Linked DNA regions of Homo sapiens: region 2 is linked to region 1. Evidence: chromatin loops called from intact Hi-C (ENCODE). Cell type or tissue: PC-9. All regions are shown on one strand. Links, peaks and the distances in the headings refer to the core of each region. The heading gives the core; the rest is flanking DNA.

Region 1 (11,440 bases), core at 4,137-8,136:
AAAGCAAGTGAAGATGCAAGTCTGGGGGTGGAGTGGAATTGCTGTGCATGAGTAGCAGGGGAAGAGCCTGCCTGGCTGATGACAAGTTGGGGAGATATGGGAGTAGGCTGGGTAGGAGGGATAGACAGAGTTGAGGGTAAGAGGAGTTCTAGTTAATTTACTGTGGGGTATGTAGCACAGAGTCCTAGGACTTCTTTCTCCCCTCTGGCTTCATTGGAAAACATGACTGTCCTCATTAATACTTAACACCAGGAGGTGGAAGAGGATTGAGCTCCCCATTCAGATAGGTCTAGAGGAAATCAGAGAACATAGCTGGGGATAATGCTAGGGGGTGACACAGAGCTAACTTTGGGCCTCTCTGTAGGTCCGTTGCCTTCCTTGTTGTATCTCTCCCATCTGTTTGTGAGTTTCTCAAAAGAAGAATTGAGATAAAAGAAGATAAAGCTTTTAATCTCCTGTGCTGTGCTGATAAATTTTGTTAAATGTACAGTCTAATGGATACAAATACATTCATATAATAATAAGAAAAATATTGCTTATATTTTATTTCTTAAGAAAATAATATATATTTTAAAATGTAATCATGTTCATTATAACATATGATTTAATGTGCAATAATAATATATTCTCTTAGATCACAATGAAAAGTTAAAATTCTTACAGAGGAAAATAAACTTTACCTTTTTCTGTTTATGCATAGGCTACAAAAGAGGTAAACTGTTTCCTGTTTCTTAACTAATTCTAAATGTAGGTTAATTAATCCAAAGTAACAAAACAAGTCCCCAGCTTCACAACAGAAGCTAAGTATCTTAATTTATTCTTAAAGGGTGATTTTTAGACTGTGAGTTGGCTCTTAATGGGTAAAGTGCTTTATTTTAGATTTTCTAAATAATTTATTCTGGAATATGTGGGAACTTAAAAAATAACTTCTTTAAAAGCTCATGACCTGTTGTGATCCATTTTTAAAATAAACTTTTCAAAATATTACATAATGCTATTGCCTTACATACTGCATCATTATAGTCTATAAACTTGAATTGCTGTTATTATAACTATTTTGAGAATTAAATGAGACAATGAATTCTTTTAAAGCACTTAGAACATAATGGGCCCCCCAAAAATCATAGCTTTATTGTTGTCAGTATTAAAATATTTGACTTTAACACAAAATGTTATTATTTATTTGTATTTTAAATAATTGAATATAATCCAATATTCAATTATTTGACATTGCTCTCTGTTTCTATAGCTTAAACCAAGATCCATTTTTGTAAATAAAGTTTTATTGGAAAACAACCATTCTGAGACACACTCACTTTTGTACAATTTCAGAGTTGAGTAGTTGAGACAGAGAGAGGGTGGTCTACAAAAGGCAAAATGTTTACTATCTGGGTCTGCAAGAAAGAGTTTGCCAAACCCTGGCCTAAACTCAAGACATCTTTATAAACTTTATAAAAATAGAATATATTATGAAAAAGTAAGTTTAATTAAAGTGACTTTTTCACATTCATTTGAAACAAATCACTTTGTCTCATGTATAAGTTTCTGATACAAAGAGAAATGGCAATGTAATCTGAATAAAAACGAAACATACTTGGGGAAAGTCAAACACACAAAATCAAAAACAGAGTGGAACGGCCAGGAGTGATGGCTCACGCCTGTAATTCCAGCACTCTGGGAGGTCAAGATGGATGGATCGCTCGAGCCCAGGAGTTTGAGACCAGCCTGGCTAACATGGCGAAACCCCATCTCTACTAGAAATACAAAAATTAGCTGGGTGTGCCTGTTATCCCAGCTTCTTGGGATGCTAAGGCAAGAGAACCACTGGAACTTGGGAGGCAGAGGTTGCAGGGAGCCGAGATGGTGCCACTGCACTCTAGCCTGAGCAACAGAGTGGGACTGTCTCAAAAAAAAAAAAAAAAAAAAAAGGAGACAAAAACAACAACAAAAAAACCCCAAAACCTAGAGTGGAACAAATTCAGAATGCTTAAGTAGTTCAAGAGTACACTGATGGGGTCTATCTGGTTGTTTAAGTCAACAAAATCACCACTACCTAGTTTATTTATTTATTTATTTTTCCAGGATTTCAAGTTAGTTTTTAGCTGGTTAACTGATTTGCCGCTTTGTTAAGAATGAATGACATGTGGCCGGGCGCGGTGGCTCACGCCTGTAATCCCAGCACTTTGGGAGGCCGAGGCGGGCGGATCACGAGGTCAGGAGATCGAGACCATCCCGGCTAAAACGGTGAAACCCCGTCTCTACTAAAAATACAAAAAATTAGCCGGGCGTAGTGGCGGGCGCCTGTAGTCCCAGCTACTTGGGAGGCTGAGGCAGGAGAATGGCGTGAACCCGGGAGGCGGAGCTTGCAGTGAGCCGAGATCCCGCCACTGCACTCCAGCCTGGGCGACAGAGCGAGACTCTGTCTCAAAAAAAAAAAAAAAAAAAAAAAGAATGAATGACATGTTAAAAGCTGCATTCATGTAATGTACCAATGTGATGAACTTGGGAATAAGTGTACCCCTGTGAAACCATTACCATCAATGCCATTGACATATCCACCACCTCTCAAAGTTTCCTCCCACACCCTTTCTTATTATTATTGTCAGGGGACAACAATTATTGGACACATAATATATACTGAATTCCACCATCCAATCCTGTCTGTCTGTTGTTGAGGTTGTTTTTATTTTTAATATTATATAAAAAAGAAAAAAGACAAGGATTTACCAACTACCCCTGGACTCTACAATACACTTAAATAGTAACCAGTCAACTCTACAACATTCAATTATTTGACATTTTGTTGGAATTTCTTAAGGTATGAGGATAAATCATCTACCATACATAAACACATTAGGAAAGGATCAATTCTGTACATGAAAAAGTTAGGTAAAATTTACTAAAGAATTCCCTTCCCTGCTGTTGCCAGTGTGGAGGGCCTATTCACTTATGCTCCAGGACTGATTTAGTGTGACCACCTGCCCACCCTGTGCTAGATCACAAAAGCAATGTTACTGTAATCTCTAATGTCAAGATTCCCTCAGGAGCAGATGCAGATTCCTCCTCCCAGAGAGATAAGCATAACTGTAATCTCTTGTGGTCATTTCTGCTTTTGTTTCCTGGCATTTTTGCCAGCAAATCTTTACCTACTGATGCTATTACTCTTGTATCATTCTTCTGTCTCATCGATCTTCCCACTTCTCCCTCCTCAGAGCCTTGAACTAATCTTTGAGTCTCTCCTACGTTAAATAATGTCCTCTACATTATCAATCTCTGTTCCCAGAATCTACTTTCTGTCTGTGCCTCAACTGATTCTCTCTCAAATACATGAGTTACCCCTGCAGCCCTTTCCAGCCCTTTCTAGTAGAACATGTAGACGAGGAAGAGGTGCCCATCCATTACTCCTTGATACTCCTTTGCAACGTATTCCATGAGGTTAAACCATGCTGTCACCCACTCTCCCTGTAGCTGTCTTCTGTCCTTCTGTCAATCTGTTCATCAGTCACTCGCTCATTCCCCGTGACTTTGCTCCCTGACTCCACTCTTCTCTCCAAGAACTGGCCTCACTCTGAGTGACTTCAATGTCCATGTGAAGACTCAGCCAGCGCCTTAGCTTCAACAGTCGTTTCCATTTCTGCCTTGACTCCATCAATATGTTTAAGCCACCCACATTCACGTGACACCCTAGATTTTATATTTCATTACTTAGAATTACCCTGGAATTGTAAAATCCTGGACTCCACTCTCTGATCATAACCTCTTCTGGTTCTATTATTCCATCACTTTGGTGGTACCCGTCCTTTAACCATATAGAGACCATTGATCCTTCACCTTCACTCCTCCATTCTCCTCCCATTTCCACATCCAACAGAAACCACAGGGTCATCATTTCAACTCCTTTGCCAGCAATCCATCTTTTCCCCTTGTTTCTCAGTTCCCCTAACCTGAAAAAAATCCCTAAAGGTGGATTGATTTAAATGTTGCTTTTCCCTCTTCTTATACAGGGCTAAAAAGTCGCAGAGCTATCTGAATTGGTATCACTGTAAATCCATAGTCCTAAATGGATCTTTAATGTTGCATTTGCTGTATTGTTAATTTTTTGCCTAACCCCAGGCACCTCTTCCCTCTCCCCTTTCTTTGCCAACTTCCCACTTCACTGTCTCATCATCTGGCTGGATGCAGACCTTGCTTCCTACTTCCTGGGAAAAACAGAAATAACTTGATGAGGCTTCCTTCATTGTTCTTTCCCTGTGTTAGAAATTTACCTGCAAATATTAGTATCAGTCTAGGCTTCTTTCTGCTTTTTTTTTTTTTTTTGAGATGGAGTCTCACTCTGTCACCCTGGCTGGAATTCAGTGGTGCGCTCTTGGCTCACTGCAACCTCCGCCTCCCAGGTTCAAGTGATTCTCCTGCCTCAGCCTCCAGAGTAGCTGGGATTACAGGTGCCCGACACTACACCCAGCTAATTTTTTGTATTTTTAGTATAGATGGGGTTTCACCATGTTGGCCAGGCTTGTCTCGAACTCCTGACCTCGTGATCCACCCGCCTTGGCCTCCCAAAGTTCTGGGATTACGGGCGTAAGCCACCATACCCGACCTTCTCTCTGCTTTTATTGACAATCCATTCATCGTGTGCTGGATTTTCAGCAAAATTATACCTATTTTTCAGAGGCTGGGCTGGATATAATTTCTTCATCAGCCCCTGTCATTAGTTCTCCATAGCACAAAACTCTTATTGTTTATTGTTTTTTTTTTTTTTTTTTGCTAGATTGTAAGCTCCATATACCAGGTGGCCATTGGGCAAATGTTGCATCACAGAGACTGTAGCCCAGTAAAAGTTTTGTATTAACGGTATTTTGTTTCAGGAGACATACTTCCATGAAGAGGAGAATTCAGAAGCGACTACTTAAAAGTTTCTTGATATCCACGTAGATGTCTATGCTCGTTAGGTACATGCAATCAATTCTTTTTCAGAAAAGCTTGTGCGTGGGTAGACTAAATTTTTATTAACCAAATCAATTTTTAAATGTACTGAGAGAATTCTAGGAATGTAATAACACTTAATTATATGGCAAATTGATTTTTTTTATGTGAAAAATGCTTTGGTAAAAATAATAAAATTGTGACTTTTTTCTGTCTTTTCAGTTTACTTTTTCATAGGTTGGATTTATTGAAGCGTTGTACAACTGTGTATGTATACCTCACTCACACAATGAATGGGTTTCTACGTTGTCAATCAATTTTTTTGTAAATATGTAACCATTGAATTCTGAGATATATTTTAGGTAAGTTTTTACATTAAAAAAACAAAGATCTTGGAAAATTATTAAAATGCTTTAATATAAATGCAAAATGCTTATTGAAAGAAATAAAAATTAAAATATTTTAAGAATCAGGTATTAACAAAATTACCTTATCAATAGGAAGTACTATTCCAAAACTGTAATATGATATGTAGAGTGCTAGGGAGATGCTTATTTAATCATGAAACCTACCTTTAATTGGTGTCTTTAATGTAGGTTGTAACACCCGTTTCTAGAGGAGTAATTTATCATTACCATCTCTCTATATGTCCTTCCAGCCCTCTTCTACGTATTGCTGAGCTGACCAGCTTATTTATGATCTTCTGAATCTGTGCCTGCTTGTACTTAGTAGGAAACAAACTAATGTACGCTGAGAAAGGGAGAGATAATAAGAGGTGGATAGGAAAACAGCAAGATTCTAGAGTAAGACCCAGGGGAAAAGGGTTACCCTGGCAACGTGACATACTGTGAGGAAGATGACTCAGGCCCGCGGTGACAGGAAATGAATCAGGCCACACTGTGACCAGAGGAACCACTTAAGAAGCAGACAATGATTCAGCTTTGGTGAAAGTCAAGTAATGAACAGGCTACACTTCACTTTTGCATCTCTAAGAGGCACTGTCCGCGGTTCACCTGCTCCTTGCCCAGCGATCTGCACGGTGGAGAGCTGCTTACCTCCGCCAGGTAGAACTCGTCGTACTGCCTCCTGAAGTTTTCTCCTTTGTAGTAGTTGCTAGCCGCCACGATCACGTCCACGGTCACCATGCTCAGGATGAACATGTGGAAAACGGATGACCGCATCATTTTCTGAGGGGGCGAAACAGACAGACTCTTAACAAAGAAATAAACCTCATGATTAAGTGTAATTGACTTAGTCCTTGGCTGACAGCACCTTTGTGATGTGCTGCTATGCAAAACAGGGCTTCCAAGATAAAGCCATCCATGTCCCACACTGCTGAACTGGGCAGGCAAGGGAACCTTTCTTTCAGGCAGCTAAACAGTGACTAGGAAGATGGTTTCAGAGACTTTTGACTAAAAATGGAAAACATATATCATTTGTGTATGGCTTGCATCTTAATTTTTAATTGGTTGGTTGGGTAGTATTTATCCTTAATTCTGACTGTATGGATAAATGGCTTTTAAAAAGCTAGTAACACAAAACAAGTATTTCTTTATTCTGTGTTTAGGGAGAATACTGCAGATGAAAATATTTTAGAGATGATTATTATACAACTGGAAAAGTAAGAGAAACCTGAGATTTATTTTTTACTTATTACTTCCATAAATATTTGTTGAAAATTTTACTACAACTTCTAGTAAGTGACATGTACATCATACTTGCTCTCTACCTGGAGTTTTTCTAGGTGCTTTACATAAATTAACTCATAACAGCCCTAGGAACCTATTCTAATAAGGAAACTGAGGCTCAAAGAGGTTAAGTAACTTTCCCACTGTCAAACAGGGATTGAAGATGGACTCAATACTGGAACCCAAGTCTGGTCCAAGTCTACTGCCTACATTAAGATAAAGATAATTAAACATTAAAAAATAATGAGTATTATTTATTATTATTATTATTATTTTGAGAAAGAGTCTCGCTCTCTCGCCCAGGCTAGAGTGCAGTGGCGTGATCTTGGCTCACTGCAAGCTCTGCTTCCTGGATTCACGTCATTCTCCGGCTTCAGCCTCCCGAGTAGCTGGGACTACAGGCGCCCGCCACCACGTCTGGCTAATTTTTTTGTATTTTTAGTAGAGACAGGGTTTCACCACGTTAGCCAGGATGGTCTCGATCTTCTGACCTCATGATCCGCCCGCCTCGGCCTCCCAAAGTGTTGGGATTACAGGCATGAGCCACCATGCCTGGCCATAATGAGTATTATTATAAAGGTTATCATGTATTAAACGGTTACTATGTTCCAGGCCATATTATTCACATTAAAAATATTTGTGGGTACATAGTAAGTGTATATATATATATATATATACACACACACATAAATATATATATATACACATATATATTTATGGAGTACACAAGATGTTTTGATACAGGCATGCAATGGGGAATAAGCATATCATGGAGAATGGGGTATCCTTTGAGTTACAAATGATTATGTTACACTCTTTAAGTTATTTTAAAATGTACAGTTATTATTATTGACTGCAGTCACTGTATTATGCTAGCAAATAGTAGGTCTTATCTATTCTTTCTATTTTTTTTGTTCCCATTAACCATCCCTGCCTCCCCCCGTCCCCCCAGTACCCATCTCAGCCTCTGGCAACCAATCTCTACTCTCTATGTCCATGAGTTTGATTATCTTGATTTTGTGATCCCACAAATAAGTGAGAACATGTGATGTTTGTCTTTCTGTGCCTGGCTTATTTCGCTTAACATAATGATCTCCAGTTCCATCCATGTTGTTACAAATGACTGGATCTTGTTCTTTACTATGGTTGAATAGTGCTCCATTACGCATATGTACTGTATTTTCTTTATCTATTCGTCTGTTGATGGACACTTAGGTTGCTTCCAAATCTTATTGCAAACAGTGCTGCAGCAAACATGGGAGTGAAGATTTCTCTTAGATATACTTATTTCCTTTCTTTTGGGTATATGCCCAGCAGTGGGATTGCTAAATTACAGCAGCTCAATTTTTAGTTTTTTGAGGAATGTTCAAACTGTTCTCCATAGTGATTGTACTAATTTACCTTCCCACCAACAGTGTAGAAGGGTTCCCTTTTCTTCGCATCCTCACCAGCATTTATTATTGCCTGACTTTTGAATATAAACCATTTTAACTGGGGTGATATGATGTCTCATTGTAGTTTTCATTTGCATTTCTCTGATGATCAATGATGTTGAACACCTTTTCATATGCCTGTTTGTGTCATTTGTATGTCTTCTTTTGAGAAATGTCTATTCAAATCTTTTGCCCATTTTTTGATCAGATTATTAGATTTTTCCTATAGAGTTGTTTCAGGTCCTTATATATTCTGGTTATTAATCCTTTGTCAGAGGGGTAGTTTGCAAATATTTTCTCTAATTCTGTGTGTTGTCTCTTCACTTTGTTAATTGTATCTTTTGCTGTGCAGAAGCTTTGTAACTTGATGTAATCCCATTTGTCCATTTTTGCTTTGGTTGCCGGTGCTTATGGGGGTATTGCTCATAAAATCTTTGCCCAGTCCAATGTCCTGGAGATTTTCCCCAGTGTTTTCTTGTAGTAATTTCATAGTTTGAGGTCATAGCTTTAAGTCTTTAATCCATTTTGATGTGATTTTTGTACCTTACAGAGATAGGGGTTAGTTTCATTCTTCTGCATATGGATGTCCAGGACCATTTATTGAAGGAACTCTCTTTTCCCCAGTGTATGTTCTTGGCACCTTTGTTAAAAATGAGTTCACTGTAGGTGTGTGGATTTCCTTCTGGGTTCTCTATTCTGTTTCGTTGGTCTATGTGTCTGTTTTTATGGCAGTACCACGGCGTTTTGATTACTGTAGCTTTGAATTATAAATTGAAGTCAGGTAATGTGATTCCCCCAGCTTTGTTCAATTTGTTTAGGATAGATTTGGCTCTTCTGTGGTTTCATATAATTTTAGAATTTTTTTCTATTTCTGTGAAGAATATCATTGGTATTTTGATAAGGATTCAATTGCATCTGTAGACTGCTTTGGGTAGTATGAACATTTTAACAATATTGATTCTTCCAATCCATGAATATGGAATATTTTTCCATTTTTGGTGTCCTCTTCGATTTCTTTCATCACTGTTTGATAGTGTTCATTATGGAGATCCTTCAATTTTTTGGTTAATTGCAAGGAATTTTATTTTATTTGTAGCTACCGTAAATGGGATTACTTTCTTGATTTCTTTTTCACACTGTTTGCTGTTGGCTTATAGAAATGCTACTAATTTTTGTATGTTGATTTTGTATCCTGCAACATTACTAGGTTTGTTCATCAGTTCTTATAGTTTCCTTGTGGAGTCTTTAGGTTTTTCCAAATATAAGATCATATCATCTGCAAACAAGGATAATTTGACTTCTTCCGTTCCAATTTGGATGCCCTTTAATCTTTCTCTTGTCCTATTTTTCTAGCTGGGACTTCCAGTACTATGTTGAATAACAGAGGTGATAGTGGGCATCCTTGTCATGTTGCAGGTATTAGAGGAAAGGCTTTTCAGATTTTCCCCATTCAGTATGATACTAGCTGTGGGTCTGTCATATATAGCTTTTATTATGTTGATGTATGTTCCTTCTATCCCCAGTTTTGCTGAGGGGTTTTACCATGAAGAGATGTTGAATTTTGCCAAATGCTTTTTTAGCATGAATTGAAATGATCATATAGCTTTTATCCTTCATTCTGTTGATAGGATGTATCACATTCATTTATTTGCATATGTTGAATCATCCTTGTATCCCAGGGATAAATCCGACTTGGTCATAATCCACATTATTCAAATGTTATTTGTTTTATCTACTTTAATATCCACCATAGCTCTATATGGTGAGATATATTACTCACATTTCACACAGTTCAGAGAGACTAAGTCATTTTACCCTAGTCTATTTAAAGTCCATTCTGGGGCCCGCTGCCCACTGTGGGGTAGAGAATACTTAAATGGAGAGAGTGGAGGCTGAAGGCCCTGGGCAGCAGAAAGAGGAGAGAGAAGCAGACCTATGGAAAGGAACTGAGCACAAACAACACACCACTGAGCCACATCTGCCCAGGGACTAGCGCCACCACACATCCTCTTTCTGAGGTTTCATTTCTTCTGGGTATTTATTAACACATGCCCTTACTGTCTGGTCTGACCTGAGAATCCTTTAGTCCTTGCAGCTCAAAGAGCTATTTTCCTTAGCTGTGGATTTATGTCTTAAGCAAACTGTTATTACTAAAATGGGGTAAGAGAACAAGAACTGCCTCTTCTGAGCACTGCCAATGTCTCCATGACTCTATGTATGTGTTTCATGGGGTCTTCCTTATCCTACATCAGGTGCTCTGGGCCAAACTGCCTGGAGCCGTAACTCCACCACTTACTGGCACTGTGGCCCCAGGGGAGTTACTTAAACCTCTGTTTTCTCATTGATAAAGTGGAGAAAATAGTACCTACTCCAAAGACTTGTTATTAATTTTAAATGAGTCAATATATGTAAAGGGCTTAGAACAGTGATTACACTTACAAATATTCTACAAAGGTTTACAGAAAAAAGGAATGCAATTTTGTGAATCAAGCATTTTTCTGTTCGGGAATGAGAAATTAATTACCCGAGGTTGAAGAATTAATTATGTTGCATATCAGACTCAGCCCATAGTCTAGTGAGGTAAGTAACATTGATAAGGATCTAATAATTTGAGACATGCCAGTGACATCGGGAAAGTAGACTTTTATTAAGGCTTCCTGTCACCGTGGCTATTGATGCATATCCGTTTCCCTTTGACTTTATTTTACAGGTAATACAAAAATCAAATTCCAGAGCTGCCAATCAACATGTTTATATGCACATCAATTTACTTGCAGAAATGACTGACCTTCATAACACAGATAGGCAAATCATCTGGCACATTTCTATGCTCATTAAAATTTTTATTGTTATTTAGTCTTTCTTGCATTGTGAGAGTTAAATTCCATTACTATTATTCCTTTTCTATACTCCTTTCAGCATAATGTTCTATTAGAAATATTTCTGCTGATTTCCATTTCATCTGCATGGCAGAAAAGCCACAACTTTCTTTTTCTATTTTCCTTAGCTGTGGATTTATGTCTTAAGTAAACTGTTATTACTGAAAGATCCAAACAAAGCTTTTAGCCATGGCTGTCAGGAAACTTTTAAATTGGTTTTGTAACTGTCACAGCTTCACTTTGGTGCTGTCATTATAATTAGGTTGTTTTTTGTCTGAATGTCTACATGTCCCTGTTGGTTCAGAGTTATTAAAATAATCACTTACAATGGATTTTGATACACTATAATCACCATTGCTTAGCTGACTTTCTCCAAAGCAGTAACTTTCAAATATTAAATAAGAATTAAGGTGATAAATATGTGCAGTACCTACATTTAAATATTAAAATCAGTAACTCCAGCTTTAAAGTTAGAGCTAGTGGCATGGCCCACTTCAACTCAATTCACTTCAGCCAG
Region 2 (9,155 bases), core at 3,506-7,505, 71 kb before region 1:
TCGAGGCTGCAGTGAGCTGTGAATGTGCCACTGCACTCTAGGCCTGGATGGCAGAGCAAGTCCCTGTCTCCAAAAACTAAAAACAAACAAAACAAAAAAATAAACTGGCTCACTGAAATAGTAACTAGACAAGGTTAAGTGCAGTTTGACAAAATGTTATTAGATATATAATGTTTTCTAGCCGGGTGCAGTGGCTCACGCCTGTAATCCCAGCACTTTGGGAGGCCAAGGCCGGCAGATCACGAGGTCAGGAGATCGAGACCATCCTGGCTAACATGGTGAAACCCCGTTTCTACTAAAAGTACAAAAAAATTAGCCGGGCGTGGTGGCGGGTGCCTGTAGTCCCAGTTACTCCGGAGGCTGAGGCAGGAGAATGGCGTGAACCCGGGAGGCGGAGCTTGCAGTGAGCCGAGATCGTGCCACTGCACTCCAGCCTGGGCAACAGAGCGAGACTCCATCTCAAAAAAAAAAAAAAAAAAAAAAAAGATATGTAATGTTTTCTTACATTGGTTAAACAAGAAACTGGTATATACTTTTTCCTTGGGATAAACAGAGAAAAGCCACCCTCAGAGCAGGACAGAGAGAGCCACGGCATGCCAGCTGCACTGACTCCTCAAGGCAGATGCATTTGATATTTGCTGTGGATAGGAGAAGGCAAGACTCCTAAAGGAAGAGCTTTGGCTTCTCTGGGAAAACGCTGCGTGACTTCACAACAGGAAGGCCCAAACTTAAAGAATTAGAACAAACTCTTGGGGAGGCAACAAATTTAAAAATAATATAATAAAGTTTGAAGTTTGCTTGAAAGTAGCATAAACCTAATTTTATTCAGCAAATATCTTTGTTTAGGCATCATTTTTCAATTAATTTGACAGTGGCATGACAAAAGCACAAACTTACAAAACAGAAACTGGTTCAAGATGTATGTGTGTGGTAGGGGGCTTGGGTTTCCGCTGAAGCCCTATTTGAATGTGGACTTTCAGATTGATCCTCATCAAACTGTCCCTGGCATGTAGGGCACTGTGATAAGGTGGCAACTGGCACTCCGGGTGAGAGATGACTGAAGTCTGACCCAAGGCTTTGGCTGTGTCTTTGCAATGGAAACAGAAGATTCAGGAGGTGCAGGGTGAGTCTGTAGCTGATTGCCAGGAGGTGAGAATGACTTTGCGGTTCTTTTCTCACAGACTCTAATAAGGTGACAATAAGCACTGCGATAAAGGGTAGAAGTGAAGGAAGAATGGCAGCTTGGTGTCCATCATATTTAATTTATGTTATCAATGATACAGTATTTTCCTACAAACCCAGTGCAATGTGGATTTGGACTGAAAGAGCAGGTCGACCTGGGTGTCAGACACTTGCCAACACATGGTATGGAAAGTCATGGGAGTGGGTGACAAGCCCTCATTCTGAAAGGAAGAACCATTTTTCAGTTCTCTGAGTGTTCTCATTTATTCTGTTTTTACAGAAAGCTGAGGTAATGCTCATTAGTAATCAGAACCCATTACAGCGATGTCTGCATATTACCTTCAGCTAATGTTTACCTACACTACCACATGTTGCTGTGCCAAAAGGTTTTTCTATAGCCACTAAATGTGATTTACAGGTTCATATTAAAACGGTATTGATGTAATAAAGGAATTTTACAGGGACTTGCCACATTAAATCACAGGAGTGTCATCATATGTATAAAACACTTTTACCTTTGTGTTTTGACTGTTCTAAATTATGCAACTAATTTGCTTTGCATTATTTATTTCTTAATATTTAGATTTATGTGATATTTCTATTGAGTGATTGATTGATTGATTGAGGCAGAGTCTCTCTCTGTCCCCCAGGCTGGAGTGCAGTGGTGCGATCTCAGCTCACTGCAACCTCTACCTCCCGGGTTCAAGTGGTTCTCCTGCTTCAGCCTCCGAAGTAGCTGGGATTTTAGGTGCCTGCCACCACACCAGGCTAATTTTTGTGTGTTTAGTAGACACAGGGTTTTACCATGTTGATCAGGCTGGTCTGGAATTCCCGACCTCAGGTGATCCACCCGCCTCGGCCTCCCAAAGTGCTGGGATTATAGGGGGAGCCACCACGCCTGGCCCGATATTTCAATTTATACTGCAGCAGGATATACTATGTCCCTATTTTTTTTTAATGATATAATTTCAGGGGAAAAAGGCTAATGACACCACCTTTCATCTCCTCTTGAACCCTGCTAAGTACATGTATGCTTTCAACACAGTGGTGTTTAGTTTGTACAATGCTGTAAAAAAGAAAGCCAAATATCTATTTTTTCATGCATTTACTATTTGGCACTTTTAACAGGTCTATAGCGTTTGATCATATTAATATGCAACACAGCATTTGTCCTACTGTGTAATATACAGCTGATGTATGTATCCACTTTTTAATTTTATGACCGATATTGATACATTATGAATCAGTGATGTCAATGAAAAAGTGGAGAATAACAATGTATTTCAGATATCTAATTCTTTATTTCCCTCAGATTATAATGCCCATTGCTAAGGTATGTTTAGCATTGACAATGCATTCAGTGTGGAAAATGCCACATTATCAGGCCTGCTGAAGTCTGGGAAGTCTCTCTCAGAATATTTATGAATGATATAATAGGATTTTGACCTTTCAGCTTAGTGGATTTCAAAAGCGTAATTTTCCAGGTTCAAACTGGTACCTGGACCAGGGTCTCACAGGCGTTTGATTTCTCTAATATTCTTTATGACGCTCCTCTTTCTCTAATACCTCCTCTTCCTTTTTCTCCTCTGAAACAGCCCAGATTCACCTCAGTTAATGCTGTGGTAGTTATTTGCTCTGTTTAAGTTTTATACATGTGACCACAGATATATTTATTTTTTTTCTATTTAACTACAATAAATTTCAGTCAAATTCAATAAATTACTGAAATAGTTGCATTTGCAAGTATAATTATTTCTTCCAATTTTGTTGTGATGCAGATCATTTTGTCCAACATAATGTAGTTCTCATTCCCTCGGAATAAGACTTTTGGATTAGCATGATTCAAACAGCTGAAAAGTATGATTTATTTTTGCAAGAGGGCAGCCTTGTCATTCACAATGGATTTTCTGGTTGAAAATTTCTCTCCCTGCAGCAACATATCCTATTTTACATTCTCTCTGACTCTGCAGATAGCCATGACCTTACCCTATATAGCTTTCCCTTTTCAGTTTTCTTTCTTTTTATAAAGTTTAATTTTATGATTTTTTTCCTTTTATATAGCTTAAAGATGTCCCTTTAGCTGAAATTTCACCTTTAATCTTATTTTCTTCTTTGCTGTGAACTTTATTAATAATTTCTTATCTTTAAATTATTTTGAAATATACACTAGAAACACAGCAGGAATCAATGTCCCACACTCTTGTGTTTTTCTTTTCCTGTTTACCATTTATAATCACCCTATCCTAAGCTGTCTTGCCGCCTGTGGTATGAAACAATTTCACTTTTTATATGGGTCAACAAAAAGTCAAATGTAATCAGCGCAGTGTAAAATGGGATACGTTCAACACAGATGCACTTTTAAATGAATTCTATACAATCAAGTTATTTAATTTACACTTTGGAATGCCCATTTGTGTCAGCAAAATATGACTATTCTCAGCAAGCTGCCACTACCGAGGCAAAATCAAGAGATTGCTGTGTTAATTTCAGCACTTCAAAGGTAACAAAAAGACTACCCACAATGAACGCTTAATTACATTTTCTTTCTTTTCAGTATTCACATCACAGGGCTTTCCTTTGAAACAGTAATAGACAGAAAAACATTGCAGGAAAAATGGAGTCTTTCAACTTGTTAGGTCTTCCATAGTCCCTATCCCCAAATCATTGGCAAAGATGGGGAAAAAGATGAATTTAACAAGCATTCAATAAACTGCAATCAGTCAGGACAGAAATACAGAATACATACCTGGCGGAAGAGAGAGATGTTTGAAAGGGACAATACATGGAGGTTATGAATATGCATTTGCTATATACTTCAGCTTGATTTTCATTGTGGGCTGAAAATTGGTGCCCCCAGGGGTGATGAAATAGCCTGCTGTTCTTTATTCCAGAACAAGCTGCAACCACACATTTTATTTTTCGCTGCTTGGCACATGCCTGTCCCTGGGAAGACTAAATCAGGAACTCATCAAGTTGTATGGCACCACTGTTCGGTGTGAACAAAAGACACATCAGAGCTTGTATGTTTACACAGACTACTTTTTTTTTCCCTTCTCACCCATTTGGGTTAAAATGCGTTGTAGCATTTTGTAAAAGGAAACATACAATTAAACAAAAATGCTCATTTTAAGGTAAGTTCAGCTCTGAAGACAGGCTTATGGAATATTTTAACTTGTGAAGTTTAGTTTTTAGGGGCATGCAATGTGTGTGTAACACAGACCTGTCACCCTCACGCATGTGTTTATATGTTAGCCCACAGACTATCTCCAGCTGTTTCACTGCCACTACTTTTGATATTTCTCATAAGGCAGATTGGGAACAACTGGGAAGCAGATGTTTATTGATCACATAGCAAGTAGCAATGTACACATGCCTCTCTTACCATTTGCATCTTTAGGCCTTGGAACCACTGGTTTTATTTGTTTGTTGGTTAGCCTGTCTGTGTTCGTTATTGCTAATTTCCAATTATTTGTAGCCCCTAAGAGGACATGAATTAAGCTCTTTCCCACTTTGGCCAGGACGTAGGTTAGTACCTGCACGTGGTAGTAGAGGTTCAGTAAAACTGTATCAAATCAAATTGAACTCACTTCATAAAGCCCATTACAGTAACTGTTAGTCTAAGGGTACAAAGGAAAAGAGAAACAACTGCTGACCATGTTTTAAGCAAAATTTTTTGTGAACTGGGGAAGTGACTTCAGTATTAGACTTTTTTTGGGTAGTATAGAAGTGATAATCTTTGTTTTAATTTAGTTATATAGTGTTTCCTTTTATTAAATTATATATCATTTAAAAAATAATTTAGAAATTTAAAAGTTTGAACAGTTTACCTTTTTTGTGTTAGACTTCATAATCAGATAAATCAAATAAATATTCTAAACCTTGCAGTTTCTCATATAAATCTGAGAAAAATTGATTTGAGTTTTATTTAAACAGTATATTTCATCTAGCTTATGCTATATCTAACTAGTAAGTAGAGATGAGCTAAAGACTTAAAGGTGAAAAGCAAAAATTGTAAACAATTAGAAGAAGATATAGGAGAATATTTGTATTACCTCAGGTGGGAAAGAATTCCTTAAGCATGAGGTCAAAATAAATACAGACCATCAGTGAAAAACCGATAGTTTTGACCTAATTTGATCATTCCACAATGTATGCATGTATCAAAACATCACGTTGTACCCCATAAATACAGTAGGCCCCCCCCTTATCCACTGTCTCACTTTCTGTAGTTTCAGTTCCCTGTGGTCAGCCACAGCCTGAAAATATTAAGACATTTTGAAAAGGAGAGATGGAGACAGAGAGAGAATGCGTATTCACATAACTTTTATTACAGTATATTGTCATAACTGTTCTATTTTGTTATTATTGTTGTTGATTTCTTACTATGCCTCATTTACAAATTAAACTTTATCAAAGTTATGTATGTATAATAAAACACATAGTATATATAGGGTTCTGTACTATCCATGGTTTCAGGTATCTACTGGGAATCTTGGAAAGTTTCCCTTGGGGACAAAGGAGGACTACTATATATACAATTATTATTTGTTAACTAAAAATGAAATAAAAATATATAGAATGTCAAAAGACATCACAGACAAACTGGAAGACAAAATACTGCCTAAGAGAGGATATTCGCAACACATGTAATAGTCAAGAGATTAATATCCAACAAATATCCAATAAATGAGTTAAGACAAATTTGTTTTTAGGAAAATAGGTAAAGCAAACAATTGAGTCACAAAAAAGATGGTCAATAAACATAGTAAGAGGTGCTCCCTTATTAATAATTATGGAAATGCAAAAATGCAAGCCCAATTGATACCAGTGTTCACTCATAAGATTGCCAAAACCTCACATGTCAAACAATGTGACGTCTAAGTGAGAGTGTAAGAACACAGGAATTCTCAACTATTGCACTTGGGAGGGTAAATTAGCACAATTTATCTATAGAGCAGGAGTCCACAGTGTTTTCTTAAAGGTCCAGACAGTAAACATTTTAGACGTTGAGGGTCATGAGGCAATACTGAGGATATTCTGTGGGTACCTGTATAACCACTAAATTATAGAAACCATTTTTAGCTCACAGGTTGTATAATACAGGTGGTGGGCTGGATTTGGTATCTGGGCTTGCAGGTCCCTAGTATAGAGCAATTTGGGCAGTACCTAAGATCTAAGCATTCTACTTTTGGACATATATCCTAGAGAAATTCACATAAGTGGGCACGATACATAAATGTATTGCAGCATTATAAAAGTACAACTTTGGAAAACAGCCTAAATAGCCATCAGAAAGGGAACTGATAAACAAATATGGCATATTCACAGTCCGCGGAGTACCATACGGCTCTCTATAACAATGACCAAATTAGCTTCATGTGGAGTAAGATAAAAAGATCTCAGAAAAAAATAGCCAGTGAAAAATTTAACTGCAGAATATATGTTGAGTTTGATACCATTTGTTCTAAAAATTGCTGCCACAAATAATTGATAAGGAGGGAAACACATGACCATGTATAACTTGGCCCCAGCATGGACTTATAGGGAGAGAAGTATGTATTACCAGACCACTCCCCTAGGGATGGCCATCAGTTGACTGGAGCAGTGCTTTGCAAACTAAGAAAACTTAATATTAATCTTCAGAATTTTGGGCATAAAATGTATTTAGATGGTAACCTTAAGTTTAAAATACTATATGTATACATATATATACACACACATATATATACATATATACACACACATATATATACATATATACACACATATATACATATATACACATATATACACACACACACGTGTGTGTGTGTGTCTGTGTGTGTGTATATATATATATATTTTTTTGAGATGGAGTTTCACTGTTGTTGCCCAGGCTGGGGTACAACAGCATGATCTCGGCTCACTGCAACCCCCACCTCCCAGATTCAAGTGATTCTCCCCTGCCTCAGTATCCTGAGTAGCTGGGCTTACAGGTGCTCACCACCATGCCTGGCTAATATTTTGTATTTTTAGTAGAGATAGGGTTTCACCATGTTGGCCAGGCTGATCTTTAACTCCTGACCTCAGGTGATCCACCTGCCTCAGCCTCCCAAAGTGCTGGGATTACAGGCGTGAGCCACCGTGCTGGCCATAAATACTATATTTTTAATGGATGCATATATGTGTGGGAAACCTCTGCATTTCATTGATTTTAAGATGCACATTTACTTTCACCTTTTAAAAACTCTGAAGTAGGGATGCCCCTTATCCTCTATGTGTATAGTTTAATTGTTTTTCTCTTTAGTGTTACACAAACTGAGTCTTCTACTGAATGACAGAATGTTAAATTTAGTGAAATATGTTCTAAAAATTGGAAAATGAATTTATATTAAAATTATCAGAGTCATTGCCTGGGAGAAGAGGTATAGGGAAGGAGAGAAAGAAGAAGAATGGAAATTAATTCAGGAAGGGGCATAAATGATACCCTAATAAATGATACTTGCATAAATTAAAAATATCTGAACATAATATAAATTTAACATTTATTAATATATGGCTTTAAATGCACAAACCGTCTTATCTACATTTAAAGGGGCTCAGTGCTGGTGCTCTAAAACATCCTCAGAAATACAGGGTTAACTCGCAGATACATGACAACCTTGGAAACTGGGTGTATTGTGAATTATTATCCTCACTTTCCGATACAAACAACAGAGAGATCAGGGAAGTTATGTGAGTCTTCAGAAATCAGATATCGAGTGACCAGCAGAGCTAGAACCTGAATCTGGATTTTTGCCTTCCAATTTCATAGTCTTGTACGACACCACATTTACCAAACTGTTCTCGTTAACATGTAGACTTCTGAATTCTCAATTGCCTTACAGACTTTTAAAAAGTGTGAATAAAAGAACAAGTTATTTCAATTTTCAGTTTTAACTTATAACTGTTGTTTGAAAATTGCAATAAAAAAGTTAGAACAGATGTTTTGGGTAGATACTTAAATCAGTAAGTGGAAAGAGTAGAATTAGAGATTGGTTTTCATCTTGTGCTCTGTGGATTCCTAAAGCCTCAGGTGAACCCCAGGAGTCCTTGGATGAACTTTAAGTGATCTATAACCAATGCCATATTTTAGCCCATAAAGAAGATTTAGATTGCCCAAGAAGGCTATATACCAGTTTTAATATTTTATTTTATTATATTAGTGACCCCAGTAGAATTTTCACTTGAAAAAATATTACTTTACTAAATAATGTAATAGGCTAGTTTTTTCTTCCAGCTTTCATTTTTTGTGTCCCTGATTTAAGAATCAAACATATATCTGAGTGTGAAACATTTTCAGTGAGGAAAGTAAACCATTTTGTTGCTTTATTAGGAAAACGATTAGGTTGATTACTATAAAATAATTAGATTGATATTCCCTGACATAGATGATTTCAATGAAATCTATCCTGCATTTAACCCACAATCAACAGTCTGAGCAATTCCATAGTTTTAGAGTAACTTAAACACAAGTAGCTTAATAAACTTAGTTGAACGCATAAATGATGTGTAAATGAATGGATGAATGAATAAATGGCACAGGCTTAAAGGTCCTGGAAGGGAAGATGCAAAGACCCCAGGGCTAAGTGTTGTGCAAACACCAGCACAGCCAGATTCAGCTTTGCAAGCCAGGCTTCCATTCCTATTGCACAATGTTCCTATCTTTCGCGTAACTTTTAAAAGTCAACTCCATGTATAAAAAGGCCAAAACTATGTCTATGTAGTTCTACTGTTTGAGCCCATGACTTCACACCATGTAACAATGAATTCTCATTAACTTTTTGGTGGACATGTCTTAGTTTTGAAAGCCTCTGTCTGTCTATAGCAAACACAACTTCTAAGTTATATCTAGTTTATCAAGGACTTATTTCATTCATAGATATTTAGAATTAAAACTGACCTTAGAGATTATATGTAATTTGTTTGATGTGAGTGATTCTTTGGCAGAAGTT

Evidence for each region. Peaks named below come from ENCODE experiments on the same cell type or tissue, not always from the same donor. Only the 100,000 strongest peaks of a DNase experiment are listed, where the experiment ranks them.
Region 2: a loop joins it to region 1, with 11 times the contacts of the local background. A loop is called at or near these places in 1 of 110 quality-filtered maps.

What each region holds. Positions count from the first base shown.
Region 1 is chr13:101,252,465-101,263,904 of GRCh38, forward strand. NALCN (sodium leak channel, non-selective) reads right to left here. Exons shown (of 44, transcript NM_052867.4): 11 at 5,979-6,110. Among named protein-coding and RNA genes, the nearest start is that of NALCN, 160 kb to the right of the region's middle. RefSeq lists enhancers at 5,102-6,301, 5,632-5,691. In PC-9, for the core only: a CTCF peak has its summit at 6,001; a DNase peak (open chromatin) is centred at 5,857; H3K4me3 peaks cover 1,357 bases; H3K27ac peaks cover 2,278 bases.
Region 2 is chr13:101,181,673-101,190,827 of GRCh38, forward strand. All of the region lies in intron 14 of NALCN (sodium leak channel, non-selective), which reads right to left. Among named protein-coding and RNA genes, the nearest start is that of NALCN, 230 kb to the right of the region's middle. In PC-9, for the core only: no CTCF peak of the experiment used is centred there; no DNase peak of the experiment used is centred there.